Linked DNA regions of Homo sapiens: region 1 is linked to region 2. Evidence: chromatin loops called from intact Hi-C (ENCODE). Cell type or tissue: chondrocyte. All regions are shown on one strand. Links, peaks and the distances in the headings refer to the core of each region. The heading gives the core; the rest is flanking DNA.

The links. Peaks named below come from ENCODE experiments on the same cell type or tissue, not always from the same donor. Only the 100,000 strongest peaks of a DNase experiment are listed, where the experiment ranks them.
Region 1: a loop joins it to region 2, with 2.9 times the contacts of the local background. A loop is called at or near these places in 28 of 110 quality-filtered maps.

What each region holds. Positions count from the first base shown.
Region 1 is chr7:101,607,439-101,623,114 of GRCh38, forward strand. It overlaps MYL10 (myosin light chain 10), which reads right to left. Exons shown (of 8, transcript NM_138403.5): 4 at 15,559-15,634; 5 at 14,658-14,762; 6 at 8,782-8,860; 7 at 6,224-6,272; 8 at 5,892-6,135. The coding sequence ends at 6,037. Among named protein-coding and RNA genes, the nearest start is that of MYL10, 14 kb to the right of the region's middle. RefSeq lists enhancers at 6,497-7,424, 7,425-8,353, 8,354-9,281, 11,395-11,934, 11,935-12,474. In chondrocyte, for the core only: no CTCF peak of the experiment used is centred there; no DNase peak of the experiment used is centred there.
Region 2 is chr7:101,673,569-101,689,244 of GRCh38, forward strand. No RefSeq gene overlaps it. Among named protein-coding and RNA genes, the nearest start is that of MYL10, 52 kb to the left of the region's middle. RefSeq lists enhancers at 6,882-7,397, 7,398-7,906 and a silencer at 14,984-15,113. In chondrocyte, for the core only: no CTCF peak of the experiment used is centred there; a DNase peak (open chromatin) is centred at 7,757.

The sequences.
Region 1 (15,676 bases), core at 2,588-10,587, 66 kb before region 2:
CCCTTTATGTATATCTATATCTCTCTCTATATATATATCCTATTTTATATAATGTTATATAATATATATTATATAATTCTTTATATATAAATCTATATATATCTCTCTCTCTTATTAGTTCTTTCCCTTGTGATCCTGTGAGTTACTACTTAATAAACTCCCCTTTATATATATATCCTATTTTACATATATCCTATCCTATTATATATATTATATATAATACAATAATTCTTTATATATAATAATTCTCTCTCTATATATATATATCCCATTAATTCTTTCCCTTGTGATCCTGTGAGTTAATACTTAATAAACTCCCATATATATATATATATACACACATCCTATTTTATATATATATATCCTATCCTATTATATATCTATCCTATTAGTTCTTTACCTCTAAGAACCCTGACTAATGCAGGGGGGATTGGGCAAAGGGGGCAGGGAGTGTTCCAGGTAGAGGGAGCAGCATGAGCAAGACTCTGCAACAGGAGGAAACGTAGGGTCCCCAATGAAACTGTGCAGCTGGAACCCAGAGCCCAGGGCACGGTGGTGCAGGGAAGTTCAAGAGGCCGGCAAGGGGTTCTTTTGTTTGTTTTGTTTTGTTTTATTATTTCTTTTAGAGATAGGGTCTTGCTTTGTTTCTGAGGCTGGTCTAGAATTCCTGGGCTCAAGCAATCCTCCCACCTTGGCCTCCCAAAGTGCTGGGATTACAGGTGTGAGCCACCGCACCCCGCCACGTTCTTGTACCTTTAGAAAGGTGCTTTCAGAAAGAACACTGGAAAGACGATGTGTCCACCCACATGCTCATTCTTGCTGATTTCTCTCTGGCTTTTGGGAGCCTCAGCCCTCTACCCCTGGAAGGGCAGCTCTGTGGATTACCCCAGCTACAGGGACGGGAGGAAGAACTGTAGAGCCTGGGGTCATCCAGGTATTCCTCAAGGACTGGACAGAAAGGCGTGGATATTGAAGGCAGCTAGTCATGTGCCCAGGTCAGGGGCAGTGGAGACCACCAATGAACCACAGCTTGGGAGAGAGGGGCCTCCAGGAGGCCATGCTGTGTAACTCCCAAGAGTGGCAGAGACCAGGGAGTTGGAGCCGCCAGCAGCCTCACAGCCATCTTGTGCCTTCTGAGAGGCCCCCTGCTTTTCTTTTCCCTGGGGCCCCACTTGTGCCGCATCACTCCCATGCCTGTAGCCTACCCCCATCCTGGTATCTCCCAGCCAGAGACCATTGAGGGCAGAGGTGAGGTGTTACTGGTGTTATTGATCACCCTCTCTGAGCACTGGTACAGAGGAGGTATAGACAAGTGGAGGCACTGAGGACAGAGGAATAAATGAGATGAATGCCCCGGCCTCCTCTCTGAGCTGACGTGGAGTCCCTCTGGCCTTCCCTACCGGCTGGCCCTGTGTCTTGGAGGAGCTGGGCTCCTGCAGGTGGGCAGGCCTAGCTGCAGGGAGCAGCTGGCAAGCAGATGCCTGTGGCCTGCAGTACCTTGGCGCTGGCTTGGTTCTGCGGGGCACAAACAGGTCTGACAAGTTCCTCAGCAGCAGAGACAGGGCTCGGTCCGTGATTTCTAGGAAAGTCAAAGTCTTGGAGAGCAAGCGGAGCCAGGCTTGGGGTGGAGGGAGGAGCTCCTCTGCTATGTACCTGTCCCCTGTGTCCTGAGCCCAGAGCTCCAGACTGATGGTGGTGCTTCTCTCTCCCGCCTCCCACAGAGGGAACAGGAGCTCAGCAGTGGGGAAAGAGGAGGGGAGACCTTTCACTGTGGCCAAGGGGTAGGGGAGTGTGGCCCCTGTGGTGAAGCAGCTACCGTCAAAGCCAGGGCTGGCCCTCTGCAGGGTCCAACATGCCACTCTCCTTGGCCTCCTTCCTCCTGGCCTCTCAGGGTCTGAATTCTACCCCTCAACCCACAGCCTCCAATCCTTGGCTCCAGGGACCTGCTCCCCCAACCTCAGCCACCCGATTCCAGGGTCACACCTTAGACCTGCTCTTCTCTTCCTTAAACACTCGGTTCTTGTTTCTTACTTTTCTTTCCTTTCCCTCCCTCCTTCCCTCCCTCCCTTCCCTCCCTCCCTCTCTCTCTCTTTCTTTCTTTCTTTCTCTCTCTTTTTCTCTCTCTCTTGCTTTTTTTCTTTTTCTTTCTTTCTCTGTCTTCCTTCCTCCCTCCCTTCCTCCCTCCCTTCCTTCCCTCCTTTCTTTTCTTTTCTTCTCTTTCTCTTTCTTTCTCTCTTCCTCCCTTCCTCCCTCCCTCCCTTCCTCCCTCCCTCCCTTCCTCCCTCCCTCCCTTCCTCCCTCCCTGCCTTCCTCCCTCCCTCCCTTCCTCCCTCCCTGCCTTCCTCCCTCCCTCCCTTCCTCCCTCCCTGCCTCCCTTCCTCCATTCCTCCCTCCCTCCATTCCTCCCTTCTCCCTTCTTTTCTTCTTTCCTCCTTTCCTTTCCTTTCTTTTCTTTATTTTTTTTTCTTTTCTTTTTGTTGATACAGGGCCTCAGGATCTCTCTCTATCACCCAGGCTGGAGTGCAGTGGTGCAATCACAGCTCACTGCAGCCTTGAACTCCTGGGCTCAAGTGATTCTCCTGCCTCAGCCTCCCAAGTAGCTGGGACTACAGGTGTGTGCCACCATGCCTGGCTAGTTTTTTTGTATTTTTAGTAGAGATGATGTTTGGCCATGTTGGCCGGGCTGGTCTCAGATTTCTGACCTCATGTGATCTGTCTGCCTCGGCCTCCCAGGGGCCGGGGTTACAGGCATGCGCCACTGCATCTGCCCAACAGTTCCTTAGATATAACACCCAAAGCACGAGCAGAAATAGCTAAAATAGACTTCATCAAAATGTAAAACTGTTGTACATCAAAGGGCACTATCAAGAGAGTACAAAGACATCCTACAGAATGGGAGAAAATATTTGCAAATCACATATCTAAAAGGGTCCAGGCTGGGCGTGGTGGGCTCTTGCCTGTAATCCCAGCACTTTGGGAAGCCAAGGTGGGAAGACTGGTTGAGCCCAGGAGCTCAAGACCAGCCTGGGCAGCTCTCCAAATAAATAAATAAATAATAAAATAAAATAATATAGAAATTAACCAGGTGGGGTGGCTCATGTTTATAGTCCCAGCTACTTGGGAGGCTGAGGTGGGAGGATTGCTTAAGCCTGGGAGATTGAGGCTGCAGTGAGCTGTGATGGTGCCACTGCACTCCAGCCTGGGTGACAGGGTGAGACCCTGTCTCAAAAATAAATAAATAGACAAATAAATTAAAATAAAAAGATCTAGTATCTAGAATATATAAAGAACTTCTAAACTCAGCAACAAAAAAGTGTAACACAATTTTAAAATGGGCAATGAACCTGAACAGATTTCTCCCAAGAGATACAAATGGCCAATAAAAACATGGTAAGATGCTCAATGTCATTATCCATTAGAGAAATGCAAATCAAAACCCAAATGAAATACCACTTCATACCCATTAAGATGGTTATAATTTTGGAAGAAAAGAAAAACAGAAAATAACAAGTGTTGGCAAGAATGTGGAAAAATTGAAACCCTTGTACATCACTGGTGGGAATACAAAACGGTGTAACCTTTTTGAAAAGCAATTTGGCAATTCCTCAGAAAGTTAAATATAGAGTTACCATATGAACCAGTAATTTCACTCCTAGGTATATGCCTAAGAGAATTGAAAACATGTATTTACACAAAAACTTGTACACAAATGTTCATAGTAGCGTTATCCATAATAGCTAACAGAAATATCTCAAATGTGCATCAACTGATGAATAAACAAAATGTGATCTATCCATAAAATGGAATCTTATCTGGCTACAGAAAGGAATGAAGCCAGGTGTGGTGGCTCATGCCTGTAATCCCAACAATTTGGGAGGCTGAGGCAGATGGATCACCTGAGGTCAGGAGTTCGAGACCAACTTGACCAACGTGGTGAAACCCTCTCTCTACTAAAAATACAAAATTAACCAGGCGTGGTGGCGTACGCCTGTAATCTCAGCTACTCGGGAGGCTGGGGTTGGAGAATCACTTGAACCCAGGAGGCAGAGGTTGCAGTGAGCCAAGATCATGCCACTGCACTCCAGCCTAGGCAACAAGAGTGAAACCCTGTCTCAAAAATAAATAAATAAATAAACAAATAAAGTCTACAACAAGGATGAACCATGAAAATGTTATGCTAAGTGAAAGATGCCAGACACAAAAGGCCATGTATTGCAGGATCCTATTTATATGAATGTCCGGAACAGGCAAATCCATAGAGACGGGCAGTAGTAGCTTCATGGTTGCCAGGGGCTGAGTGCAGGAAGAATAAGGAGTGACCACTAATGAATTTCATTTTGTGGTGATTAATATTCTGTTTGTAAATAGTGGTAAAAGGCAGGGCGCGGTGGCTCACACCTGTAATCCCAGCACTTTGGGAGGCCGAGGCGGTTGGATCACCTGAGGTCAGGAGTTCGAAACCAGCCTGGCCAACATGGCAGAACCCCGTCTCTATTAAAAATACAAATGTTGGCCGGGCATGGTGGCACGTGTCTGTAATCCCAGCTACTTGGGAGGCTGAGGCAGGAGAATCACTTGAACCCGGAAGGCGGAGGTTGCAGTGAACCGAGATCACGCCACTACACTCCAGCCTGGGTGACAGAGTGAGACTGTCTAAAAAAAAACAAAAAAGAAGGGGGGGGTTTTATGGTATGTGAATTGTATCTCAATAAAAAAGTTTTTTTTTAAGTATGCACTCTTTCGCCTCTTTTTCCATACAACATAGTATATATGAGCAATCAACCAAACTGTTGTGTACATCAGTAGTTTGTTCTTATTGCCATGTGGTATTCCCATGTATGAGTGCCCTATCATTTATTTTTATTTATTTATTTATTTATTTATTTTTTCAGACAGGGTCTCGCTGTCGTCCAGGCTGGAGTGCAGTGGTGTGATCACAGCTCACTGCAGCCGCCAACTCCTGGGCTCAAGTGATCCTCCCACCTCAGCCTCCTGAATAGCTGGGACTATAGGCATGCGCCACCATGCCAGGCTAATTTTTAAATTTTTTTTTATTTGTAGAGATGGGGTCTTGCTATGTTGCTGGGACTGGTCTCAAACTCCTGGCGTCAAGCAATCCTCCTGCCTCGGCCTCCCAAAGCTCTGGGACTACAGGCCTGAGCCACTGTGCCCGGCCTCTTTTCAGATCTTTATGGCCATTTGGATATTATTATTGTCGTCTACCTTTTTTGGGGTTATAATCTTTCTATTATAGATATGTAGGATTTTAAAAAAATACATCTTCTGGATATGAGATCTTGTCATGATCTACGTTGCCAGTATCTTTTCTCGTCCGGTGCCTTTTTGCATTCTTAACTGTATCTTTTGGTGAGCAGAAGTTTTTAATTTTGATGAAGTCCAACTTATCCACTTTTATGATCACAGTTATGTGTGTCCCATTTAAGAAATCCTTGCCTACCCCCTAAACATCCCTTGAAGCCACCTCTTCCCTTCTGACGTCTTCACCTCTAGCCAGCTCTTTGCAGCCAGTTTTCTCCCGTGCTTCTCCATTCTCCTCCCACCGATGTCCCCACCCCACTTTTTGCCCCCTCCTCTGCCTTCCTCACTGCAGTCAGCACCATATCCTGCCCAGGGACAGTCCTGGCTCCTCTGAGAGTCCCTGGGACCAGCACAGCCTCTGGCATGCACTAGGTGCTTAATAAAAGCTCCATAAATGAAGGCAATATCCCGTGGCTTAGCAGGGAATCGTTAAAACTGTCAATTAGCTCTAAACACCAGCTCCTCGGGAACATTTGAGCAGAGCCAGAGGAACAAAAAAGGTTTGGAAAAACCAACAAGATAGGAATGTTTCGTTTTCTCCCTCGCTGGAGCATTTACCGCACAAACTCAGACCTCATTAGCATTATTTATTCTTGCTTTGTCCCCAACCGTAGGACAAGGGAAGCCTTTTTCCTGCAGCCTCTGGCTGCAAGAGCTCCCTGTCACACCCCACAACAGTGTTTGCTGCCCCTGAATGTCGGGGAGACTTGTGATCCCCTAATCCTTCTCTTCACCGTGAGTGATGACGTAGCACAGGTTTCTGTAGTCCAGGTTGCCGCACACATCTGGGGGAAATGCTGCAAACATCTGCTTGACCTGAGAAGGAGCAGAGAGTCAGCCTGCACCAGGCCAAGTGGGGGCCAGAGCAGAGAATCCGCCGTGACCCACCAGAATCCCAGTTTACCTCCTCCTCACTGAAGCGGTCTGCCTGGGTCATAAGTTTTTCTTTGATGCTGTTCAAGGGAGAGACACAGTCATGTTCAGGGAACGGGATACCCAGCTTGAACATGCAGATCCCAGGGGTGATGAGGGGCAAGTGGGGGCAGGGGGACATCCTGGACCAGGAGGACATCAACCTGGGGCTGACCCTGCCAGCCCCCCCGATGGCCAAGTAGCTTCTGAACCTCGGTTTTCTCCTCCATGAAGTGGGCTTTCCTCCCAGCATCAGGTAGGGACCAAAAGCAATGACCTGGGGACCCCACCATGAGGGCTACTCTGATTTCCCATCATGCACTATAATCAAGCTCTGGATCATTGAGGGGAGACACCTCAGGTCCCCCACCGCAGAGCCTCTTTTGCCTGATTCTGGACACACTCTTTCCTCCAGCTTGTGACGTTCACTGACACCTGCATAGTGTTTTAGAGACAAGATGCCTGTGCTCTGCCAAGGGTACAGGAAGGCCTGCCCAGGTCCGTGTCCTCCTGGGCCTGCAAGGGCCTGCCCCCTCAAGCTTGGAGGGTCCTGCAGGGTTCTTAAGGGAGCTCAGTGGGCAAAGATGGGATCAGACGGCTGAGTGGGGCCTCGTCCACCCAGAGTGTCCTCTGGCACCGGCTGCGGCAGGCCTCGCTAAGGACCAATGCACATTTTCCATTATTTATGTTTCTGTGGGACAGTCACAGTTTCCAGCTCTCCAAGCCGGGGACTTTTCACAGACTCTGTTTCAACCAGAGCCTCCACCGTGGCCTGTCTGGCCTGCCTGGCCTGCAGCCACAGATCCAGGTCCCATGTCCCAAGGCAGTGCCTTCAGTTCCCAAATTAGGTCCCCAAAGGGTCTTCCCAGCCTTGTCCTTGCACTGGTGAGAGAGAAAGTGGTTGACAGTAGAGGGAGGGCTTGGGGTTACTCCGGGGGTGACTCTGATGCCTCCCCAGGTCCCCAGGATGGAGGTAGGAGCCACAGACCCCGAGGGAGGGGTGAAGGGGAGGACTGTGGACTGCAGCAACCCTCAGCATCCCCTCCCCATCCCAGGGGAGTATGTGACTCATGGTCTTGGAGTTGAGAATGTGTGAGACGGGACAGACCCTCTCCACCTCCACCCCTGCTGCGTCTGCCCTCTCCCTTTGAGATGCGAGAATCTCAAAACCAGCAAAACTAGCCTCAAAATGAAGGCTGGCAGCATTACAGTAATTGATCAGGAAGCCTGGGCCTGGGGAGGAATCTCACCTGCCCCAGGCCACCCTCAGGTCCAGCAAGGTTCTGAAGGGACTGCGTCGGCACAGCTCAGAGGTCAGCCCTGAATCTTGGGTCCTGGGAAGGCTGCCACTCCCCCGCCCACTCCTGCCTGCAATTCTTGGCTCTCTGTTCCCTTGCTGTCACTGGGTGGGGCACCCCTACCCTCATGATGGCAGCCCCGGTGCCTGCCAGACAGCTGCCTGCAGCCACTTCCCCTTCATGCATTCCAAGTGAGCTGGTCACTTTCCCCAATCCTTACTGCCCTCTTGCCCGAGGCGGTGCTGGCTACGATCTGGCTCAGTCCTCTCCCCAGACCCTGGATCCTATGGGCACTGGCCCCTGGCTCTTTGCTTATCTGTCCGCCCGACTCCATCTCGACGGCCATGACCCTCCTGGGAGCTGCAACCCTCTCCTCTCCTTCTCCAGGCTGGCCTCCATGGTGTCCTTGCCTAACTCCTCCTCAGGTTCTCCCATGCTCCCAGGGCAGACGCAGGGTCCAGGGGCTAGGGTGTGAGCGCTCCCCCAGAGGCCCCGCCTGCCGCTCTGTGCTCAGTCTCCCCTACACCACCTCCACCCGCACCCTCCAGCTGCAGCCAACTCTGAACAAACATGCACATGCCAAGCCCTGGCCCTCCAAGCTCTCTGTTCCCTCATCTAGAATGCTGTTCCCCCCCTAGCCTGGGCAACCTGCAGTCATTCTTCAAGATCTGCCTTTGCCCCCACACCCACCCCACTAGGAAGCTCTCCTGGAGTGACCCACCACTTCTTCTTTTTTTTTTTTTTTTTGAGACAGTCTCACTCTGTCGCCCAGTCTGGAGTGCAATGGCGTGATCTCGGCTCACTGCAACCTCCACTTCCTGGGTTCGAGCGATTCTCCTGCCTCAGCCACCAGAGTAGCTGGGACTACAGGCATGCACCACCATGCCTGGCTAATTTTTTTTATTATTTTCAGTAGAGATGGGGTTTTGCTGTGTTGGCCAGGGTGGTCTCAAACTCCTGGTCTCAAGTGATCTGCCCACCTCGGCTTCCCAAAGTGCTGAGATTACAGGCGTGAGCCACCGCGCCCAGCCTGACCCACCATTTCTTATCCATTTCTACTTCCACGCACACATAGAGAAGGGGACACCAAGGCCCAGAGAGGGGAAGGGACATCAAGCGATATCACTGGGCTGGGCAGCGGCCCCCCAGCTCCTGGCTTCTGGGAGAGGAGACTGGGCGACCATCCACCCTGACCCCAGCCCAAAGCTGGCTTATTCCCCTGAGCATTTTGGGGGAGTCAGGGGAAACTTACACATCGGCCTTGACGAAACCTTTCCCTTCAGTGTCGAACACTTTGAAGGCGTGGAGAATGGTCTCCTCTGGGTCCGTGCCTATAAGCAGCACATACAGGGCAGGGAGAGAGGCAGGTGAAGAGGGCCCCACAGGGACAGGCACAAGGCTGGGCAGGGGCTGGGGCTGGGGGCAAGTCCCACGGCCCCTGCACAGAGGCACAGCTCTGGGGAACTTCTTCCCCAACTTTCACTGCACAGCGAGGGCCGAGCTCACTTGAAGCAAGAACAAGGAGGGAAACAGGTAATTGTAATCATAGACAAGGGTACCACATATATATATTTTGTGAACAACCTGAGCAACTGTACACGGAGACCCTGATTGAGCATTTAATTTGTGCTTAGCCCTTCCCTATTTTACAGATGGAAAAGCTGAGACCCAGAGAAGTTAAGTGACTTGCCCAGGGTCTCACAGCTGCATGACCAGTGGTCTGGGTGAGGGGGCATGACTCTGGGGCTCACGTGTTACCCAAGCTGTGCACAAGAGGCCGTGGGTGGAGGAAAAAGAGTTCTGTACGTGGATGCCAAAAGGCTGGGGCTTGGGCAGTGTGGCATTGGAGGGGTCTGAGAGAGATTGTCCCGGCCAGAAGTGGGGCAGGTGGGCCAACAGGCCAAGGGAAGGGATTCACGGGGGCAGAAGTGAAGCCAGAGAAGTTCTGCTTTTATCCCGGTCACAGCACAGCCTTGGGGAGAGATGTCATTAGAAGAAATTAATCTGATACCCACAATGGGATTGAATGTGCAGCCCCCACATTGCACCAATGGGAAACTGAAGCCCAGAGAGAGGAAGGGTCTTGCCCAAGGCTTCACGGGCTGCGTGAATGACAGCAGGTGACCTGGCCACCCTCGCCCGGTGCCCTTTCCCCTTCTGTCACCATGTCCCCCTTGTTCACTGTGGATGCGGGGGTGCCCCCTTCCTTTCTTCAGTGCTCAAATGTGTCATTGGTGAAAGGGGACAGAGATGGTGCTTGCTACCCACCTCACAGGAGCAGCTAAGATAACATACCATTCATGGTAAGGTTTTAACGAACATGGGTTGATCAGGGCTGCAAATACATCTGAGCGCTCTATGCCTGCAGCTTTAAGATTTTATCCCCTGGAGCTCTGAGAGCACCCATGGAGTAGATGTGGATATCTTGGTTTATCATAGAAAAAACAGGCTCAGAGATGTTTCATTACTTGCCCAAGTCCCCACTGATAAGAGAAGGGAGGATTTAAACCCACCTCTGTGGACTCCAGAGTCCCCTGCTCCTTTTGTCACCCTGTGCTCTTGCCAGTCAGATTAGGTCAGCCAGGGCCATGTGCCTCCCTCATCAGACTAGGTCAGGGCCATTTGTTCCTCCACCATCATACTAAGTCAGGACCATCTGTGCCTCCCCCATTAGAGTGGGTCATCGCCATCTGTTCCTCCTGCATCAGACTGGGTCAGGGCCATCTGTGCTTCCTCCATCAGATTAGATCAGGGCCTCATCTGTGCCTCCCCCATCAGACTGGGTCAGGGTCATCTGTGCCTCTCCCATCAAACTGGATCAGGGCCATCTGTGTCTCCCCGATCAGACTGGGTCAGGGCCATCTGTGCCTCTTCCATCAGACTGGATCAGGGCCTTCTGTGCCTCTTCCATCAGACTGGGTCAGAGCCAAGTGTGCTTCCCCCCTCAGATTAGATCAGGGCCTCATCTGTTCCTCCCCCATTAGACTGGGTCAGGGCCATCTGTTCCTCCCCCATCACACCAGATCAAGGTCATCTGTGCCTCTCCCATCAGACTGGGTCAGGGCCATCTGTGCCTCCCCCATCGGACTAGGAACTAGCCAGGACTGGGCAGTGTCTGAGTCTCTGGGCATCTCTGAAACTGGCACAGAGTGAAAAAACCTGGCACACACTGGCCTTGCTGGCCTGGGAACTCCTAGAGGGCAGCGCCATGGACTGCCTCTGGGCAGGGTGGCAGGGAGCTGGTGTGCCCAGCAGAGAGGCTCAGCCCAGGGTGCAGCGAGGGCAGGGCTCCAGGCCCTCACAGCCTGGCCAAGCAGGCAGGGGGTAGCAGGTGCCTCTAGGCGGGTGAGGGTTGAGTGACCAGAGCATCACGTGGGGCACCCATGTGGGATTTGCCTCCGAGGCCACAGCCTCCCAGGTTTCACTGATTAGTTGAAAATTCCCAACGTCTTTGAAGAGGCCTCACTGCTGAGGCAGGTTTGTGGCCGGCTCCAGCCTATCCCCCTGCGGACAATGCACATGGATTTAGGCACCCAGCGCAGCCCTGCCACTCCCTGTTACCGTGGCTGGCAGTCCTCCCTTCTCTCCTCCCCAGAAAGAGCCTCTGTTCTTGAGACTGCAAACCTCATAAAATCTGCTATAGAGTGGCCACTTCCTCCCATCATCGTTGGGAATCTCATGACACAGTCTCCTCTTCCCAATTAGCGGGGTGAGGCGGCGCCGGCCCCAGCACCCTGCCCTCCCGGCTCCTGTCCCCTCCCACCAGCCTCTCACGCAGTCTGGCCACGTCTGCATGACAGGCTCAGCCGGAGCCCCAGTCCCGGCGCCCCTGCAAAAATGAGAAAAAGCTGCAGCCCTGCAGCCCACACCAGGCCCTGGATCACAGCTTCAGCTCAACCATGGACCGACACGAGCTTTTAGTCTCAATCTTCCCATCTGCGAAACAGGTTTGGGGCCCACTGTGAGCTGACAGAGTCCCCTCCCCTTCCCCTGAGCACTCTTGGAGGTCTCTCTAAACTCCTGCTCTGGCAGCAGGGCCCCTCGCCCATGCCCAACACCAGGGGCGGGAGGTGCTCACAGCCTCACCTCCTGGGCCCGGCCCTGGGCCGTCCACCCTGGCAGAACCACAGGCCACTTCCCCAGGCCCTCCCACTGGCCTTTAACACGCCTCCTTCAGTTATGTGCCTGTGGATAAAAGAATCAGGCCTGTCTGCTTCCTTTGAAGTTGCTGGCTGGAGTCACACATGTCTTTTCCACAGAGCATTCTTCTCTCCCGGCCTCCTGGGCTTCTGAGCTCTTCCAGGAGGCGCACATGGTCCTGGGAATAGGCCCCGACAAGCTGCCTGGAGGTGGGCCCAGTGATGCTCCTGATTCGGCTACACAGCCCCAAGTTCAAAGCCTGCTCCAGATGAGCCTGCCCTCCCCAGCCCTGGGTTTCCTCATCTCTCGCACCCAGGCTGATGGCTGCCTTCCTTCTGGCTCTGGATCTGCCAGGACACGGTGCGTGGAGGCTGCTCTACCCCACAGCAGGTCACGACCCATGACAGTACTGATTTTTCACCCCATCAAACCTGTGATGTCAGGTCGGATCACCCTGTGGTGGACTGAATGGTGGCCCCTAAAAAGAGACGTCCACCAGAGGCCGGGCACGGTGGCTTACGCCTGTAATCCCAGCACTTTGGGAGGCCGAGGAAGGCGGATCACGAGGTCAGGAGATCGAGACCATCCTGGCTAACACAGTGAAACCCCATCTCCACTAAAAATACAAAAAAATTAGACGAGCGTGGTGGCAGGCACCTGTAGCCCCAGTTACTTGGGAACCTAAGGCAGGAGAATGGCGTGAACCCGGGAGGCATAGCTTGCAGTAAGCCAAGATCACACCACTGCACTCCAGCCTGGGTGACAGAGCAAGACTCCGTCTCAAAAAAAAAAAAAAAAAAGATATGTCCACCAGAGCCTGCAAATGTCACCTTATTTGGAAAAAAGGACTTTGCAGATGTAAGTTAAGCATCTTGAGATGCAGAGATCATCTTAGATTATCCCAGTAGGACCTGAATCCAACGGCAGGTAGAGTCCAGGCGCGAGGGCTCATGCCTATAATCCCAGCAGTTTGGGAGGCGGATATGGGCGGATCACTTGAGGTCAGGAGTTCGAGACCAGCCTGGCCAATGTAGTGAAACGGTATCTCTACTAAAAATACAAAAAAATTTAGCGGGGCATGGTGGCGGGTGCCTGTAATCCCAGCTTCTTGGGAGGCTGAAGCGTGAGAATCGCTTGAACCTTGGAGGCGGAGGTTGTCCTAAGCTGAGATGGCGCCATTATACTCCAGCCTGGGCAACAGAGTGAGACTCCATCTCAAAAACAAAACAAAATAAACAAAGAGGCAGGTGGAGGGAGGTTAAATAGAAGAGGGCGGGGCCATTGACGGCGAGGCTGAGATGGGAGAGGTAGAGCCACCAGAGGCTGGGAGAGACAACGGATTCTCCCCAAATCCTCTGCCAGATTTCGCACTTCTGGGCTTCAGGACTGTGAGAGAATACATGTCTGTTGTTTTGAGCCACCTGGTTTCACAGAATTTGTTACAGCGGGCTCAGAAAACTATTATAAGCCCATTTTACAGACCAAAAAACTGAGGCCAGAAAGCAGATAAATCTGTGCAAGGTCAACCTAGGAGTCAATGGGAAGCCAGGGTCTGACCCTAGGCCTAGCCAAGGCAGGGGGTTCAAGGGAGGGGGCCTGGCAGGGGCAGCCTGAGGGTGCAGAGCTGACAGTGCTCACTTCCCAGGGACCACTGCCTGGGCTGACCCTTCCTTTTTTTTTTTTTTTTCTTTTTTTTTTTGTAGTGGAGTCTGTCTCTGTCACCCAGGCTGGAGTGCAATGGCACCATCTCGGCTCACGGCAACCTCTGCCTCCCAGGTTCAAGCGATTCTCCTGCCTCAGCCTCCCGAGCAGCTGGGATTACGGGCACCCACCACCATGCCCAGCTAATTTTTGTATTTTTAATAGAGACAGTGTTTCGCCATGTTAGTCAGGGTGGTCTTGACCTCCTGACCTCAGGTGATCCACCCACCTCCGCCTCCCAGAGTGCTGGGATTACAGGCATGAGCCACCGTGCCCGGCCTTGGCCCTTCCTTCTGACCACGGAACCCTCAAGCTCCAGGATGTCACTATGGGAGAGCTCCCCCGAGGCCAGGACAGAAAGGAGACACAGATGGCTCCAACCCTCCACCCCATGCCTAATGCTGTGTCTCGGGCGGGTACAGTGGTTAGAGCCAGGGTTTGGGGTTGAGGTTGCATCCCGGCCACTTTTTGCTGGAGCATCTGGGGCAGGGGTCGTGACTCCTCTGGATCTGAGTCTCTTCATTTGTGAATGAGGCTCCCCGATCCTTCCTCTGGGGGCTCCAGTGACCACAGAAAAAGACAAGGGGAGTAACTTGCCCTGCACAGGGGTCGACCACAGCATCTTTTGGAAACACCCTCCCTCCGGCACCCTCTGCCTATACCCCCAGCCCCATGTGCAGAGCGGGTAAAAGGAGCTCACAGGTAGGAAGGTAGGGAGGCAGCATGGCTGGGGGCAGTGGGATGGGTGGGCAAAGGGGTTAAAGGCAGTGTTTAGTTTTTATGGTTGTTGTTGTTGTTGAGACAGGGCCTTGCTCTGTCACCCAGGCTGGAGTGCAGTGGTGCGATCTCGGCTCACTGCAACCTTCACCTCCCAGGCTCAAGTGATCCTCCCACCTCAGCCTCCAAAGTAGCTGGGACTACAGGCATGTGTCACCATGTCTGGCTAATTTTTGTATTAGTAGAGATGAAGTTTCATTATATCACCCAGGCTGGTCTCAAACTCCTGGACTCAAGCAAACCGCCCGCCTCAGTCTCCCTAAGTGCTGGGATTACAGGCGTGAGCCACCATGCCTGGCCAAGGCAGGGGTCTTTATAGTTACCCCAGTCTGCGGTGAAGAGAGGGAAACCGAGGCAGGGCCCCTGAAGGTGCGTGCACCTGGGGGCTGGTGTCTGGGGCCACATCATGCTCCCACCTGTGGTGTGTATGTGTGTCAGGCCCCTGCCTTCCTACATCCGTCCCCCTGCCATTCCCTGCTGCCCCTCCAGGACTCCAGGAGCCTGGCTCACCCTTCAGCTTCTCCCCAAACATGGTCAGGAACACCGTGAAGTTGATGGGTCCGGGGGCCTCCTTCACCATGGCCTCCAGTTCCTCGTTCTTGACATTGATGCGGCCTGTGGGAGGTGAGAGGTGGGGGCAGGGAGGATAAGAGAGATCAGAGCTTGGGCCTCGGAGGATCCCACAAAGCCTCCCCACTCAGCTGCTCCACGTGCCCCCCACTCAGCCCTAAGGCCCTGACGCCTTTTTGGGGGACTCTTTAGGGGGCATTTGGGCCACAGTCAGCTTCCGGCTGCCCCCAGCCTCATGAGAAGGGAGCAAGTCACTCTCATCCCCATTTTACGGTGAAGAAACTGAGGCCCAAGAAGCTGCAGCTGAGGTGCACGGGGGCTGCAGGCTCAGGGTTCCTGTGCCCCAGGAGGGGATCAGTGGATGCCTGGATGCTGGGATTCCCTGTGGTTCCAGGGGACACTCAGATTCCCAGGGGATCAGGGCCTGGTTACGTCCGTTCTGCCACCTAAACCCTGCATAGGCGACTTCAGGCTCTTCCCTGGGGCCTTAGAGGGATCAGAAACCTCAACCTGGGAGTTGGGTCTTTCCCTCTGACTCAGCTTCTCCCCTGCTTTCCTGGCCCCTCCCCACACCCAGGGTCCCCTACACCAGGCCCAGGCCCAGGCCCAGGCCCATGCTGCTACTCCTGTCCCTGAAGTGTTTTCCCCTTCCCTGGCCGAATCCTTCTCCAACCCCCCAGGAAGGTCCCCCCCTGACTTTCCAGACAGTGGCTGCCTTTACCCTGTGCTCCCCAGCACAGGAGCCTCTCACGCTCACCGCGAGCCCTGCCCTGCTGGCCCCAACCGCCCACTCTGTCTGGCTGGCCTGGCCCTAATCTCCCCCGGCTGCTGGCTCACCCACCCAGCGCGGCAAAGGTGTCCCTCAAGTCCTCTTTGTCGATGAAGCCATCACGGTTCTGGTCCATGATGGTGAAAGCCTGGCAGAGACACAGGTGCTAAGTAGTCACCTGCCCTTCCAA
Region 2 (15,676 bases), core at 2,801-10,800:
AGGTGTTACCAGAGAGCCAGGTGGAAGCTGCAAGGCTACTTCTGACTTAGCAGGGCACACAGTCCTGCCCACTGGAGGTATACCCAGGGCCAGCCCCTATGTATTCAAGGGGAGGGGATTATATAAGGGCATGACAACCAAGAGGCAGACTGGGCGCGGTGGCTCACGCCTGTAATCCCAGCACTTTGGGAGGCAGAGGCGGGTGGATCACAAGGTCAGGAGATCGAGACCATCCTGGCTAACACGGTGAAACCCCGTCTCTACTAAAAATACAAAAAATTAGCCGGGTGTGGTGGCGGGGGCCTGTAGTCTCAGCTACTCGGGAGGCTGAGGCAGGAGAATGGCGTGAACCCGAGAGGTGGAGCTTGCAGTGAGCCGAGATCGCGCCACTGCACTCCAGCCTGGGCGACAGAGCCAGACTCCGTCTCAAAAAAAAAGAAAACTAAGAGGCATGGTTTATTGGGGCCCTCTCTGGTTACTATCCATGACAAGGGTGGGCAGGTCCAGGGTGGGACAACAGAGAACAGGTGGCCTGACTCTTCCCTCCAGCTAGGACTGAGCTGGGCTTTTCCACAAGCACCATCATCCATTTATTTCACAATTGTTCTGTCACCTGCCACAGAGATGACTCAGCCCCTGTGCTCACCAACTATCTTTCCTATAGGAAATGATCCTTCCAGGTGGAGAAACAGTGCAAGATATTCCCGTCCTCAGTATTCAATCCAAATCACTGATTCAATATCTGCATATTTGATAACAGGCCTGTAATCCAAATGCTTTGGGAGGCTGAGGCAGGAGGATCTCTTGAGGCCAGGGGTTCCAGACCAGCCTGGGCAACATGGCAAGAACCCATCTCTATAAAAAAGATTGGCGTGTTAGTGCACACCAATAGCCCCAGCTACTCAGGAGGCTGAGGTGGGAGGATCATTTGACTCCAGGAGGTCGAGGCTGCAGGGAGCTATGATCACACCACTGCACTCCAGCCTGGGCAACAAAGACCCTATTGCAAATATATTTATATCATATTTATATTTATATTATATATTTATTTGTATTATATAATTATATTATAAATATGTCATAAAATATAATATAAATATGAATTTATCTTTATAAACATATATAATATATATATATACACATATACAGTATTGACTATAGCCCACTCTGTTTTTCAGCTAGTTCAGAAAGATCCACAATTTTTTTCCTCAAGCCACAGCCTCCAAATGATTGAACTCTTTCGTGGATTTCCAGCCAGACCAAGGACATGCACAGCTCTCTATCCATCCACCCAGGAACTCTAAACAAGCTCCTCCCCTCCCAAGTCTTGGTTTTCTTCTGGAAGAAAGGGGGTTTATGGAGACAGAGAGGTTGACCAGATGGCTGGACTCCAAGAGCCACCATTATGATCAAGGAGCTCCAGCTACCTTCATACTCTTGGGCAGGTTCCTCCCTTATCAGAGTCTTAATCTCCTACCTGGATCACAGAAAGTCAGACAAGATGACTCTATGGGCCCTCCCAGCACCACCATGCTTCAGACTCTCATCCGACCCCCTTCTGCACATCCAGGAATATAACCATTGCCTTGGGATTGGGATTTCAGCCCAGATGTTCAGTGTAGCCTGTTCTCCCCCAGATTCCACTCCTCTGAAGTTCAAACAATTGCAAACAGGCAGACACTGCAATGGAAGCTGATCTGAATCCATTCTCTGGCTGGGTGCAGTAGTTCACACTGGTAAACCCAGCACTTTGGGAGGCCAAGGCAGGAGGATCACTTGAGCCTAGGAATTTAAGACCAGTCTGGGCAGCATGGCAAAACCGCATCTCTACAAAAAATAAAAATAAAAATTAGCTGGGCGTGGTGGTGCACGTCTGTAGTCCCAGCTATTTAGGAGGCTGAGGCAGGAGGATCACTTGAGCCCAGCAGGTCAAGGATGCAGTGAGCTGCGATCACACCACTGTGCTCCAGCCTGAGCAACAGAGTGAGACACTGTCTCAAATAAAATAAAATGAAATATTAATAAAATAAAAATAAATCCAGCCGGACGTGGTGGCTCACGCCTGTAATCCCAGCACTTTGGGAGGACAATGTGGGTGGATCGCAAGGCCAGGAGTTCGAGACCAGCCTGGCCAACAAGGCAAAACCCCGTCTCTACTACAAATACAAAAATTTGCTGGGCATGGTGGTGCATGCCTATAATCCCAGATACTTGGGAGGCTGAGGCAGGAGAATCACTTGAACCCGGGAGGCGGAAGTTACAGCGAGCCAAGATCATGTCATTGCACTCCAGCCTGGGCAACAAGAGCAAAACTCCATCTCAAAAAAATAAAAAAAATAATTTAAATCCATTTTCTGGCCCCTAGCTACCACTGAGTGATGGGGCCAGGGTGGGCAGCAGCTTAGTGTAGCAGAAAAGATTGAGATGAGGGGTCTGCCCGGCTGGGTGACAATCCAGGCTCTCCTACTTGGTGACGGCATGACCTTGAGGCATTTCTTAACCTCTCTGAACCTCAGTTTCCCCATTTGCAAAATGAGGGTTATAATGCCCACCTCACAGGATAGTTCCTATCTGAGAAGGCCGGAGGAGTGCATGTTATTATTCAAACTGCATGCTGGAAAGTGACATCTGTTTCAAAGGCAGCGGCGCTGATTCTTGTCACCGGCTCAGAGCCCTCCCTGATATAATTTAGGAGTTCTGGGTTTGGGAGTGATCCCCGGGCAGAGCTGCCATCTCCCTCCACCCCTGACATCCGCAGGATGAATAAACCCTGCAGCCCGCCTGGAAGGGCTCTTGATGCAGTGGCCTCAGAAGATGCCCTGGGCTGTCGTACTCTCCAACAGGCCGTGCTAAAAAATGACTCCAAGGAAAAGTAAGCAGACACTCCAGGCCATAAATATTTCAGAGCGGAATGAACGTCCTTTCCCCAGCACCGACTTGCCATATATATTATTTATAAAACCATAACTTGAGTTGAAAGGTAGTCGTCGAAAGAATAGACAGTCTCACTCAGATTCACCCGGCGATTGGGAAAACCATCTAGAGGGAGAGAAAATAATGTCTGGGCTAGGTGAGGTCATAGGAAGTCACCTGGCCCCATCCCCTGGCCCCAGCCTCGCCTGGAGGGACAGCCCAGAGAGGCCCCAGACCCAGCAAACTGCCAGGTTTGCACAACCCAGGGCCTCCCTGGTTTCTTAGGAAATCTCCATCAAATGCCAAACAACAGTCACAACCAGACGGTTAAAAAAAAATCTGTTATCCCCCCTTTATAACAGGGGTAGGGCTTGTCATGAGAGAGCGAGTTGAGAAGGGCTTCCCAGAGGCTATTGGGTGAGCAGACTCACTCCCCAGCTAATTTTTGTATTTTTAGTAGAGACAGGGTTTCACTGTGTTGACCATGCTGGTCTCGAACTCCTGGCCTCAGGTGAGCTGCTCACCTCGGTCTCCCAAACTGCTGGGATTACAGGCGTGAGCCACCGTGCTCAGCCCTATATTGATTTTGTAATATGTATGTAGATATGAGGTAGGAGGTGGGGCTTGACTTAGGACCAGATTGAGGACTGGCTGAAACAGGGAAGCAGCAGCAAAGCCCCTCTCCATAAGACACGCCCACCAGCACCATGTCAGTTTCCCTTTGCTACAACATCCGGAAGTTACCACCCCCTTTCTATAAATTTCTGAATACTCCACCTCTTCATTTGCATGTAATTAAAACAGAGTATAAACATGTACAAGAAGACAGCTTCCACTCCCTTTGATTTTATCCCTGACCAATCAGCACTCCTGGCTCACTGGCTTCCCCTCACCCACCAAGTTGTCCTTAAAAACTCTGCTCCCCAAATGCTCAGGGAGACTAATTTGAGTAATAATAAAACTCCGGTCTCCGGCACAGCCGGCTCTGCGTGAATTACTCTTTCTCTATTGCAATTACCTGTCTTGATGAATCGGCTCTATCTAGAGAGGGCAAGGTGAACCCCTTGGGCGGTTTCAGCCCCACCCTGCCATGGTGTGCGTGCGCATGTGTGCAGATGTATCTTCCTCCCCCATCCAATCCTCAGGCCGGGCTTGTGCCCCTGAAAGCCCGCAGTTCTGCAGGAGGAGGTCCCTGTGTTCCCTCCCAGATCCTCCCAGGTTATGCCAGGAACCCAGGGAGGACTCACAGATGCCCTGGAAACTCCAGCTTGGCTGCAGTGGGCCCCTGAGGCTCTCCCTCTCCTGTTGTAAGGCACTGCAGCCCCCTGAGCTACTAGGACCCTCAAGGGTTGGCCACACTGCCCACCTCATGGAGGACGCCACCACAGCAGACACAGGTGAAGTCCGCTCCAAAGTATGGGTGTCCAATGTCAACAGCATCACAATCTTCTACGAGGCACCATCTCATCATCACCAAAGCTGCCAGCCCCGTGATGTGGAAGCACAAGAGGAAATGGTCTCAGCCGGGGACGGTGACTCATGCCTGTCATCCTAGCACTTTGGGAGACCAAGACAGGAGGATTGCTTGAGCCCAGGAGTTCAAGACCAGCCTGGGCACCACAGCAAGACCTCCCCGCTCCAACCATCTCTACAAAATATAGAAACATGAGTCAGGCATGGCGGAGTGCACCTGTAGTCCAAGCTGCTGGGGAGGCTGAGATGGGAGGCTCGCTTGAGCCCGTGAGTTTGAGACCAGCCTGGACAACACAGCAAGACCTCCGTCTCCAGCCATCTCTACAAAATATAGAAAAATGAACCAGGCGTGGCAGAGCACGCCTGTAGTCCCAGCTACTGGGGAGGCTGAGATGGGAGGATCACTTGAGCTCAGGAGTTTGAGACCAGCCTGGGCAACATAGCAAGACCCCTTCTCCACAAAAACAATTTTAATAATTAGCCGGGTGTGGTGGTAAGTGCCTGTGGTCCTAGCTACTTGGGAGGCTAAGGTGGGAGGATTGCTTGAGGCCAGGAGTTTGAGGCTGCAGTGAGCTGAGTTTGTACCACTGCACTTCAGCTTGGGCGACAGAGTGGGACCCTGTCTCCAAGAAAAGAGAGAGAGAAAAAGAAACAAAATAGAAATCACTGGTAACTCCATGACCCAGAGGTACTCCAATTACCATTGGCGTCCATGTGTGTGGATGGACGGTTACATATGCATAAATATCTATACACATACATATGTATATATCCCTGTAGGACAGTATGAATGAACTTTAATTTATTTAAACTATTCCCTACTATTGTTCCCACCTAAGGCGTGGGAATCCCAGGTCCCAGCTGGAGAGAGACTGTCCCAAGGCAATACCGTGGCAGCACTGAGGTCAGTGAATCACCAGCAGAAATGAAAGCCGCTGGGCGCTGGGCCGAAGGGCTCAGGAGACTCAGAAGACACTTCTGGGATCAAGGCCCAGCCCAGCTGTCTGGGGGCTGTGTGGTATCTGGGGACAAACCAAGGAAGGACAGGGCGCTGGTGGGGTCTTCCTGGCACTGTCGTGTTCAAAATGAACACAGCACCACCTGCCCCGGCCCCCATCCCACAGACCCCCTGCTCAGACTCATGACTCCAGTGGGGTGGCCCATACCACCCTACATGCAGGCTGGGGCTCTTCTCCTTCCCCACAGTGGATCCCAATCTAGCAGCCACGGTCAGCAGGACCAGGGCACGGCGGAGTGGGGCATGGAAAGGTGGGAGAAGTTGCGGGGAGGGCGCATGAGCTAGGGAAGGTCTCGAAGGCTCTCAGGGAAGGCAGAAGTTAGGCTGCTAAGGGCCTGGATGGGGCCTGATACAGAGAGAGGAGGGGACCTTCCAGGAGAGAAAAAGTGCACCAAGACCCCAACCAGAAGCAGACATCGCCTGGTCGGCGGGGAGGCCCACAAGGCCACAGTCCCTCACCACCACCCAAGGGAAGCCCCCAGGATCGGAACCACTGGCCACCCTCAGGCTCATTGGCTTGGTATGGCTCTTTATTTTATTTTATTATGATCATTTTTTAAGAGACAGGGTCTCAACCTGTCATCCAGGCTGGAGTGCAGTGGACCATGATAGCTCACTGCAGCTTCCAACTCCTGGGCTCAAGCAATCCTCCTGCCTCAGCCTCCCGAGTAACTGGGACTACAGGTGTGTGCCACCACACCTAGCTCTTTTTATTTTTCACAGAGGCAGGGGTCTTGATTGCTGCCCAGGCTGGAATGCAGTGGCGCTATCATAGCTCACTGCAGCCTCAAATTCCTGGGCTCAAACGATCCTCCCGCCTCAGCCTCCCGAGTAGCTGAGACTACGCTACAGGCATGTGCCACCACATATGGCTAATTTTTTAAATTTTCTCTAGGGATGGGGTCTCACAATGTTGCCCAGGCTGGTCTTGAACTCCCAGCCTCAACTGATCCTCCCACCTCGGCCTCCCATAGCATTGGGGTTACAGACATGAGCCCTGGCACCTAGCCAACTCTTTAAGATCAAATGCTGGCCGGGAGCAATGGCTCATGCCTGTAATCCCAACACTTTGGGAGGCCAAGGTGGGCAGATCACCTGAGGCCAGGAGTTCGAGACCAGCCTGGCCAACATGACGAAACCCCATCTCTACTAAAAATACAAAAACATTTAGCTGGGCGTGGTGGTGCACACCTATAATCCCAGCTACTCAGGAGGCTGAGGCAGGAGAATTGCTTGAACCCAGGAGGCAGAGGTTGCAGTGAGCCGAGATCATGCCATTGAACTCCGGCCTGGGCAAAGAGAGCCAAACCCCTTCTCAAAAATAAAATAAAATAAAATGCCTTTTGTACCCCCAACCATTTGAGGCGGGGAAGATACAGGGCCCTACTGAGAGGCGAAGGGAGCAGGGCCCGGGGTCACTGTGTGAACTTGGGTGAGATTCCCATGCTCAGGGGGTAAAACAGGGTTTGCGGTACCTACCTTAGGGCTAGAAGTAAGAATGAAATGCAAGAGCAAACATAAAAACCCCAGGCTGGAGGACTGAGCCCATCGGTGCCTTGGGAACCACAACAGTGGGATCATTCACACACAGACAGGCCTGGTGGAATCTTCCAGACCGGCGCCTTGTGGCGAGGAGGCAATATGTCCCACGAGGCCCACTCAGGCCCCAGGAGCCCCCCTCACTTGGGCACAGCCCAGCTACCATGCCCTCCTGGTTAGTGGGCACAAGAGTGTCGAGGGAATATGCTTTGTGGGCAGCAAAGTCCTTCTTCAAAGGGGTGTTTCCACCTGCAGGTCTGAGCAGGACATGAGGTCATGTCGGGCCCCAGGACAGCAGCCCCTGTCCTAGGCTCGGCCCTGACCCACCTTCTCTGGAAGCCGGTCCTCGAGTACCCTTAGGGCCTTTACACACTCACACGTGCAGACACACGCACATGCACACACACACGCACGCACACACACGTGGACACACATGCACACACAAACACACACATGCATACACGCACACACGGACACATGTGTGCACACACGTGCGCAGACACACGTGAACACACGCACACACTCACACACACATGCACACACAGCTGCCTCCACTCACTCAGGCCTCCACCAACCCCCTCCCCAGCTGTAGCCACCACTGCCACCCCCAAAATTAAAAAGAAATAAAAATAAAAAACTGAACGAGTTAATTTGCTAAAATGAACCAGAATGCAATAACTGATTACATTTTTCCCCAAAGGAAACTTGAGTTAATTTGGCCGGTGACTCATATGACTGGCTGCCAGTGACAACACACACCATCCCAGACACAGCTCCTCGCTGTGCCCCGTTGCCAGCCGTCCCCCTCCTGGCTTCCCTCCTGCGGGAGGCGGGGACAGAGGGGTGGAGGCAGAAGTGCCCACTGGATAAAGAGCTGTTTGAGGCCCTTCTGAAAGTGCAGGATACACACGCATGCACACAGACATATATCTGTACAGAAGTGCGTGTCTGTGCACTCACACCAGGCACGCACATGCACACACACATACACACACGCCTGCACCACAGCTGAACTCTGGCATGGGCTACTCAGTAAATCATTCAACGATAACCTCTGCATACCAATACTGGGGGAAAATCCAATTAAAGTAACTCATTACTAAGTCATTCCTATTTTCCCAGCATCTTAAAGCTCCTGGGAAGAGAAGGGAAGGACAGGCAGATTACTAATGTGACCTCTCCTAGGCTGTGGGGAAAATTCCTGGCCCGGCTCCCAGGAGTGGAGGCCCCAGATGGATTTCTCTGTCTGCTCGGGGGTGGGGGGAACACTGGGTACAGCCCCCCTCCCCATCCCTGTGCCCTGTATACGGCCATAGCTTCTCCTGAAAACAGCACACATAGCTCAAGCTAAGTCCTAGGGTCAGCAGACCCAAGAGGCCCAGCCTTGTCATTCACATGCTGTGTGACATTGCACAAAGCACTTAACCTCTCTGAGCCTTAATCTCTTCTCTAAAATATCTTCATCTGATGGTTGTTTTTTGGGTTTGTTTTGTTTGGTTTGGTTTGAGACAAGGTGTTCCTCTGTCACTCAGGCTGGAGTGCAGTGGCACGATCATAGCTCACTGCAGCCTTGACCTCCCTGGCTCAAGCAATCCTCCCGCCTCAGCCTGCTGAGCAGCTGGGACTACAGGTAAGTACCTCCATGCCTGGCTAATTTTTTTGTATTTTTAGTAGAGATGGAGTCTCACCATGCTGCCCAGGCTGCATCATCTGAATTTTTTTTTTTTTTTCCTGAGATGGAGTTTAGCTCTTGTTGCCCAGGCTGGAGTGCAATGGTGTGATCTCCGCTCACTGTAACCTCCACCTCCTGGGTTCAAGCGATTCTCCTGCCTCGGCCTCCTGAGTAGCTGGGATTACAGGCGTGCACCACCATGCCCAGCTAATTTTTTGCATTTTTAGTAGAGATGGGGCTTCGCCATGTTGGCCAGGCTGATCTCGAACTCCTGACCTCAGGTGATCCACCTGCCTTGGCCTCCCAAAGTGCTGGCATTACAGGCATCAGCCACCGCATCCAGTCCATCTGATTTTTTTAAACTAGGGGGTGGGGGAAAAGGAAAGGCACACACTTTTCCTCTTTCCCCCTTGCCACTGGGTGGGTTACAGAAGCGATGGCGGGAGCTGAAGCAGCCATATTGGACCCAAAGATAGAAGTCACCTACTGAGCAAGACAAGAAAACCCAGCAAGATACAAGGAAAACGGAAAATGGTTCCTTGAGATTGTGGAGCTGCCGTGGAAGCCCTGGATTGTTTGTCATCAGACTATTATATGCAAGAGAAACAAACTTCTATGTTGTCTTTAAAATATGTTACGTATATTTATATATCACCATCATCCCTATGCTCACACATGGTGAAATCTAAAACCATTCAGAGGCCAGGCGCGGTGGCTCACACCTGCAATCCCAGGACTTTGGGAGGCCGAGGCAGACAGATCACTTGAGGTCAGGAGCTCAAGATCAGCCTGGCCAACATGGTGAAACCACGCCTCTACTAAAAATACAAAAATTAGCCAGGTGTGGTGGTGCACACCTGTAATCCCAGCTACTCGAGAGGCTGAGGCAGGAGAATCACTTGAACCTGGGAGGTGGAGGTTGCAGAGAGCCAAGATAGTGTCACTGCACTCCAGCCTGGGCGACAGAGTGAGACTCCGTCTCAAAAAATAAAATAAAATACAAAACCATTCAGAGGAGGTCACTCGATAAAGACAAGAGATGTCCCCAGACTCCTCATCCAGGAATCCAGCGAAAGGGCACTATCCAGGGCTCCACGTTTTGGCCCAACTCGCCCAGCAATTTCTGTGCATCCTCAGGTACATCATTTTCCTCCCCATGCCTCAGTTTCCCTACCTGTCTTTTGACACTAATATCAGTCTCAATTTTTAAATGCTGACCAATGAAGGACTCAAGCCAAGGATGGGCAGGAAATCACTTTGTAAAGAACTGGGATTGGGCAAGGTGGCTCATTCTTGCAGCACTTTGGGAGGCTGAGGTGGGAGGATCACTTGAGGCTAGGAGTCTGAGACCAGCCTGGAGAACACAGAAAGACCCTTGTCTCAAAAAAAAAAAAATTAAATTAGCTAAGCATGGTGGTGAGCATCTATAGTATAGCCCAGCTACTCTGGAGGCTGAGGCAGGAGGATCGCTTGAGCCCAGGAGTTTGAGGCTGCAGTGAGCTATGCTCAAGCCACAGCACTCCAGCCTGGGTGACAGAGAAAGACTCTGTCTCAAAAAAAAAAAATATTTTAAAGAGCAAGAAGGCTGGACATCCGGGCATGGTGGCTCATGCCTGTAATCCCAGCACTTTGGAAGGCCGAGGTGGGAGGATCACTTGAGCCCAAGGAGTTCAAGACCAGCCTGGGAAACATAGGTAGAACCCCATCGCTATAAAAATTAAAATTAAAAAATTAGCTAAACATGGTGGTGCGTGCCTGTGGTCCCAGCTACTTGAGAGGCTGAGGCGAGAGGATCCCTTGAGCCCAGGAATTGGAGGCTGCAGTGAGCTGTGATCACACCACTGCAGTCCAGCCTGGCAACAGAGAGAGACCCTGTCTCAAAAATAAATAAATAGGCGGGGGGATCACAAGGTCAGGAGATCGAGACCATCTTGGCTAACACAGTGAAACCCCGTCTCTACTAAAAATACAAAAAATTAGCCGGGCGTGTTGGCGGGAGCCTGTAGTCCCAGCTACTCCGGAGGCTGAGGCAGGAGAATGGCATGAACCTGGGAGGCGGAGTTGCACTGAGCCGAGATCGCGCCACTGCACTCCAGCCTGGGCGACAGAGCGAGACTCAGTCTCAAAAATAAATAAATAAATAAATAAATAAACAAACAAATAAATAAATAAATAAAGGACAGAGAAAAGCAGGAACTGGGTCTAGGTGTCTAGGTGGGACCGATGACTGGCTGGAGCACAGAGGGCAGAGACACCCGCAGCCGCCAGGCTGGTTTCAAGCTCACCTGATCCTGTTGCTAAACCACCTGGCAGGAGAGGAAGCTGAGAAAGAGAGAAAGCTGGAGGAGAAGCTGGAGTCCCACCACCCAAGCCCTACCGCACAGCTGCAGGTCGTCAGAGCCTGCCAGAGCCCTGTGCCCGCCTCCCAGGCCAGACAATGGAGACAAATGCAATCCCAAGTGGGGCACAGGTCAGGGCTCCATGTGGCCCCAGGAATGATGACACCTGGGGACGGTTCTCAGAGTGGCCAGACGTCTGCCTAAACGCTGAACCCAAAATTCAAGCACAGAATAACTGTCCACCATGACCTTGAAGGCCAGCTCTCACAGCCCCGGGGAGCAACAGCCAGGCTTCTAGGCAGCGGGCGCCAGCGGTGCCCACCCTGAGGCACACCCAGGCCCCACCGTCCCCTTGGTGTGGGTCTGAGCTCGTGCCTTTCGGCAGGTGCACAGCCTTGGGGTCGGTCTAGCCTGGATTCGAATCCCACCTGTATCACTTACAAATGGAGGGACCTTGATCGAGGAGGGTTTATAACCTCCCAGAGGCTCAGCCCTGCCCCTACACCCAGGGGGCTGCTGAGAAGCCGAGAAGCTGAAGGAGTTCAGGGCATAGACAGCCGCGCATGCTGTAGGCTCACACATAGGAAGGGGACTTCCCCTCCCTCCCAACTGTGGCCATCTGCACCCTGACTGGCATGACAAAAGGGCAAAAAACATTGGTCAAATTTCTATGCAGCATCCTTCAGTGTCCCCAAGCCCTGTCATTTCAAGATAGAAATCGGGCCAATGTGCTTCCTCTTCTCCAGAAAACAGACTCCAAGCATGGTCAAAAAACCAAAGGTGACTGGGCACAGTGGCTCACGCCTGTAATCCCAGCACTTTGGGAGGCAGAGATGGCTGGATCACCTGAGACCAGGAATTTGAGACCAGCCTGGCCAGCATGGCAAAACCCCATCACTAACTAAAAATACAAAAATTAGCCGGGCATGGTGGCACACACCTGTAATCCCAGCTACTCGGGAAGCTGAGACAGGAGAATCGCTTGAACCCAGGAAGCAGAGGCTGCAGTGAGCCAAGATCACACCACTGCACTCTAGCCTGGGCAACAGAGTGAGACTCCATCTCAAAAAACAAACAAACAAAAAACAAAACAAAACAAAACAACAACAAAAAAACGAACAGCGAGGGAACCTTAAGGATCCAAGATTCCCACTGAGAAACCAGGTCTCTATTTCTCCTTGTTCGGTTCTGGAGCCGCACGTTCTGGACTTCTCCAGGCCCCAGACACAGCAGAAAAAAAACACGAGAATCCTCATGCACCTGGCTTTTTCATTTAATTAATTAATTAATTAATTATTTGTTTGTTTAAGACAGAGTCCCGCTGTATGGCCCAGGCTGGAGTGTAGTGGCGCAATCTTGGCTCACTGCAACCTCCGCCTCCTAGGTTCAGGTGATTCTCCTGCCTCAGCCTCCTGAATAGCTGGGATTACAGGTGCCCGTCACCACACCCACCTAATGTTTGTATTTTAATAGAGATGGAGTCTCACCATGTTGGGCAGGCTGATCTCAAACACCTGACCTTCCATCTCAGCCTCCCAAAGTGCCAGGATTACAGGGGTGAGCCAGCACTCCCGGCCACACCTGGCTTTTTCTTATTATTTATTTATCTATTTAGAAATGGGGTTCTCACTCTGTGGCCCAGGCTGGAATGCAGTGGCGCAACCACAGCTCACTATAGCCTTGACTTCCAGGGCTCAAGTCATTCTCCTGCCTCAGCCTCCTAAGTAGCTGGGACCACAGGCACGTGCCACCACATCCGGCTGATTTTTTAAATTTTTTGTACAGCTAGGGTTTTGGTATGTTACTCACGCTGGTCTCAAACTCCTGACCTCAGGTGATCCGCCCCCCTCGGCCTCCCAAAGTGCTGGGATCACAGACATGAGCCACCGCGCCAGGCCCACATTTTGATTTTTAAAGCACCACCACATAGCTTTATGTCCTCGTTGTTTTCCACCTGAATCTCCTTATACAAGACTCAGGCTGGGCCAGGCACAGTGGCTCATGCCTGTAATCCCAGCACTTTGGGAGGCCAAGGCAGATGGATCACCTGAGGTCAGGAGTTCAAGATCAGCCTGGCCAACATGGCAAAACCCCGTCTCTACTAAAAATACAAAAATTAGCTGGGCATGGTGGCGCATGCCTGTAATTCCAGCTACTCGGGAGACTGAGGCGGGACAATTGCTTGAACCCGGGAGGCAGAGGCTGCAGTGAGCCGAGATCATGCCACTGCACTACAACCTGGGCAACAGAGTGAGACTCAGTCTCAGAAAAAAAAATAATAAAATAAATAAATAAAAAGATTCTCAGGCTGAAGTCACGAAGTAGGGTGGCCCCGAGCCCCCCTCAGCAGACACAGCCCAAGAGGGCATCTGCAAAGAGCAGGACTGTGGGTTGTGGGCAAGACGTGGAGGGGAGGTAGAGGAGAGAAGGGGACCCCCTACACCAGGAGGAATTTGCAGGCTTCACCAGGGAAATAGGACGGCACCCCCTGCCCCAGGGAGGTGGGCAGGGCATAGAGGGCATTTTCCAAATTGTACAGCCACAGGGACCACTCTGCCCAGAGCTCCACTCACACCCTCCAACCCCCTAGTCACACAGACACACATTCACACACACACACTACAGTCGTACACACACAGACATGCATTCACATATACACTCACTGACATACAGATACATACTCACAGGCACACACAGACATGCATTCACATACACACTAACGCAAAGACACACACAGACATTCACACAGAGTCACACTTACACACAGACATGTATTTACACATTCAAATGAATACACACACTAACACACAGAGACACACACAAACACGCACACACAGACATGTAGTCACACACCAGATGCACACACATACACTAACACACAGAGCTGTACTCACATAGACCACACACATACACACATAGGCATCATCACTACGCTAATGTCTCTCAGTGTCCTACGACAGGTGTGCACGGCCTTGCCTTGCACTGAGGTGCCCCTGCAGTATTGGGGGTTCCACCGTAGTACTGGGGTCCACTCACCCATAGACCGTGCATCTCCAGCTTCATGCGCAGGAATTTCCCCATGCCACAGGGCCTTTTGCTGGGGAAGATGCTGGTCTGCCCAAAGTCAGCGTGGAATCTGGGCAGAGCCAGAATGACCTGCCCCAGGCTTGGGAGCCGAGCATATAACCCCCCTACACACAGCGCCATTCAGACCCTGGCACCCCACCGTTGGGCTCCCTAAAGATGTGTCCATTCTGCTTGACTTAAACACTGTATTCCTGGTTGGTCCTTCAGTGACAGGGGAGGGAGGAAGAGGCTGTGGCTTGCAGGACAGGGGGTCAGGATATGGGCAATGGCTTGGGGACCTCCTACTTGTAAGGAACCAGGGTGGGGTCCTATTGGGTGGACAGGAGACCCTGCAGCCCTGGCCTCACTGCCTTCTGGGATCCTCTGCCACAGGTCCCACCCCGCAGCCCATCCTGGGCCTGCGACCCACAGCCTGTGCCTCCTGTCCCCTGTCCCTCCCAGTGCACCCTGAGCCCACCCTACCCAGCCCCCGCCACCCCCCTGCTGCACTCCCAGGGCTGACCTTCTTCCCTGCCCAGGCTGGACATCCCTCCTCTCTTGCCTCCCCCTTGACCTCCCTGATGGGACTAAGTGGAGGCTTCTGTTCATGGAAACTGGGGTTAAGGAAGCAAACTACAGGGCCTGGGGTCAAGGTCAGGTCCAAGGTCAGGGCTGAGTCAGCCCTGACTTCGTTCCTCCCGCCTCTTCCCCCGGGCATCCAGGCCCTTAGGTGTCAGGAGTTACAGCCTTGCCCTCGCCTCCTGCTCCTCTGGCCGAGGCCAGGGCGGCCCCTTCCTGTCCCCCCTGCCCGTCGTTCGCTCCCCGAGGGCGCAGCAGAAGCACGGGGAACTCCGGACCCCACGAGGCGCTCTGGACGAGGTCGAGCCGCCGCTTCCCCCGGGCGCCGCTAGGTGGCGCCGCGCTAACGAGGATCGGGATAGACCGGAGGGGCCGCGCTGCCACCAACCGGGTCTCCACTCCCCAGGTCCTCACTCCCCGGGCCCCAGCCTCGCCCCAAAGCTCAAACACGCACCCGGGAACCCTTCCACCACCCTCCCTCCCCACCCCTGGCATCCTTAGCCCTCGGCAGCTCCCGTGGTCCCAGGGGCCTCTCCGGTCCCTCAGCAGGAGACCTGGAGTGCACGGCCTGTCCATGCCTCTGGGACGCAGGACAAAGTGGACGAATAGGAATCAACCGTGGGGAGGGAGGGGCCACCCAGGAGAATCCCAGTCCACGGAGTAAGGGAGGGTGGCATGCTGAGTGCCAGGCAGAAGGCCTGGCCCAGGCGGTGCTCCCTAAGTGAGGGTGCACCCTCACTTACATCCTTCCAGGATAGTTCCTCTTCACATCCTTCCAGGATAGTTCCTCGCCTAGGCGTTTTCTCCCTCAGTTTGGGGGTAGTGGTTTTTAGGGCCCCGTGTGAGAGTGAGAAGGCTCAAGGGTGCCACTACCCCAAAACCAAGGGGGCAAGGGGCAGACCCCAACTGTACCAGGAGCAAGGAGCTGCTTTAATTTACTCCTCCCAACATGTCTATTAGACGTTTTACCAACGAGGAAGATGGGCTCAAAGCCCAAGGTCACATGGGGGTGGATGGCCAAGGCAGGGTTGGAACCCAGGTCTGGCAGATGCCCTTGCCATGCCCTGGGGTGCCCCA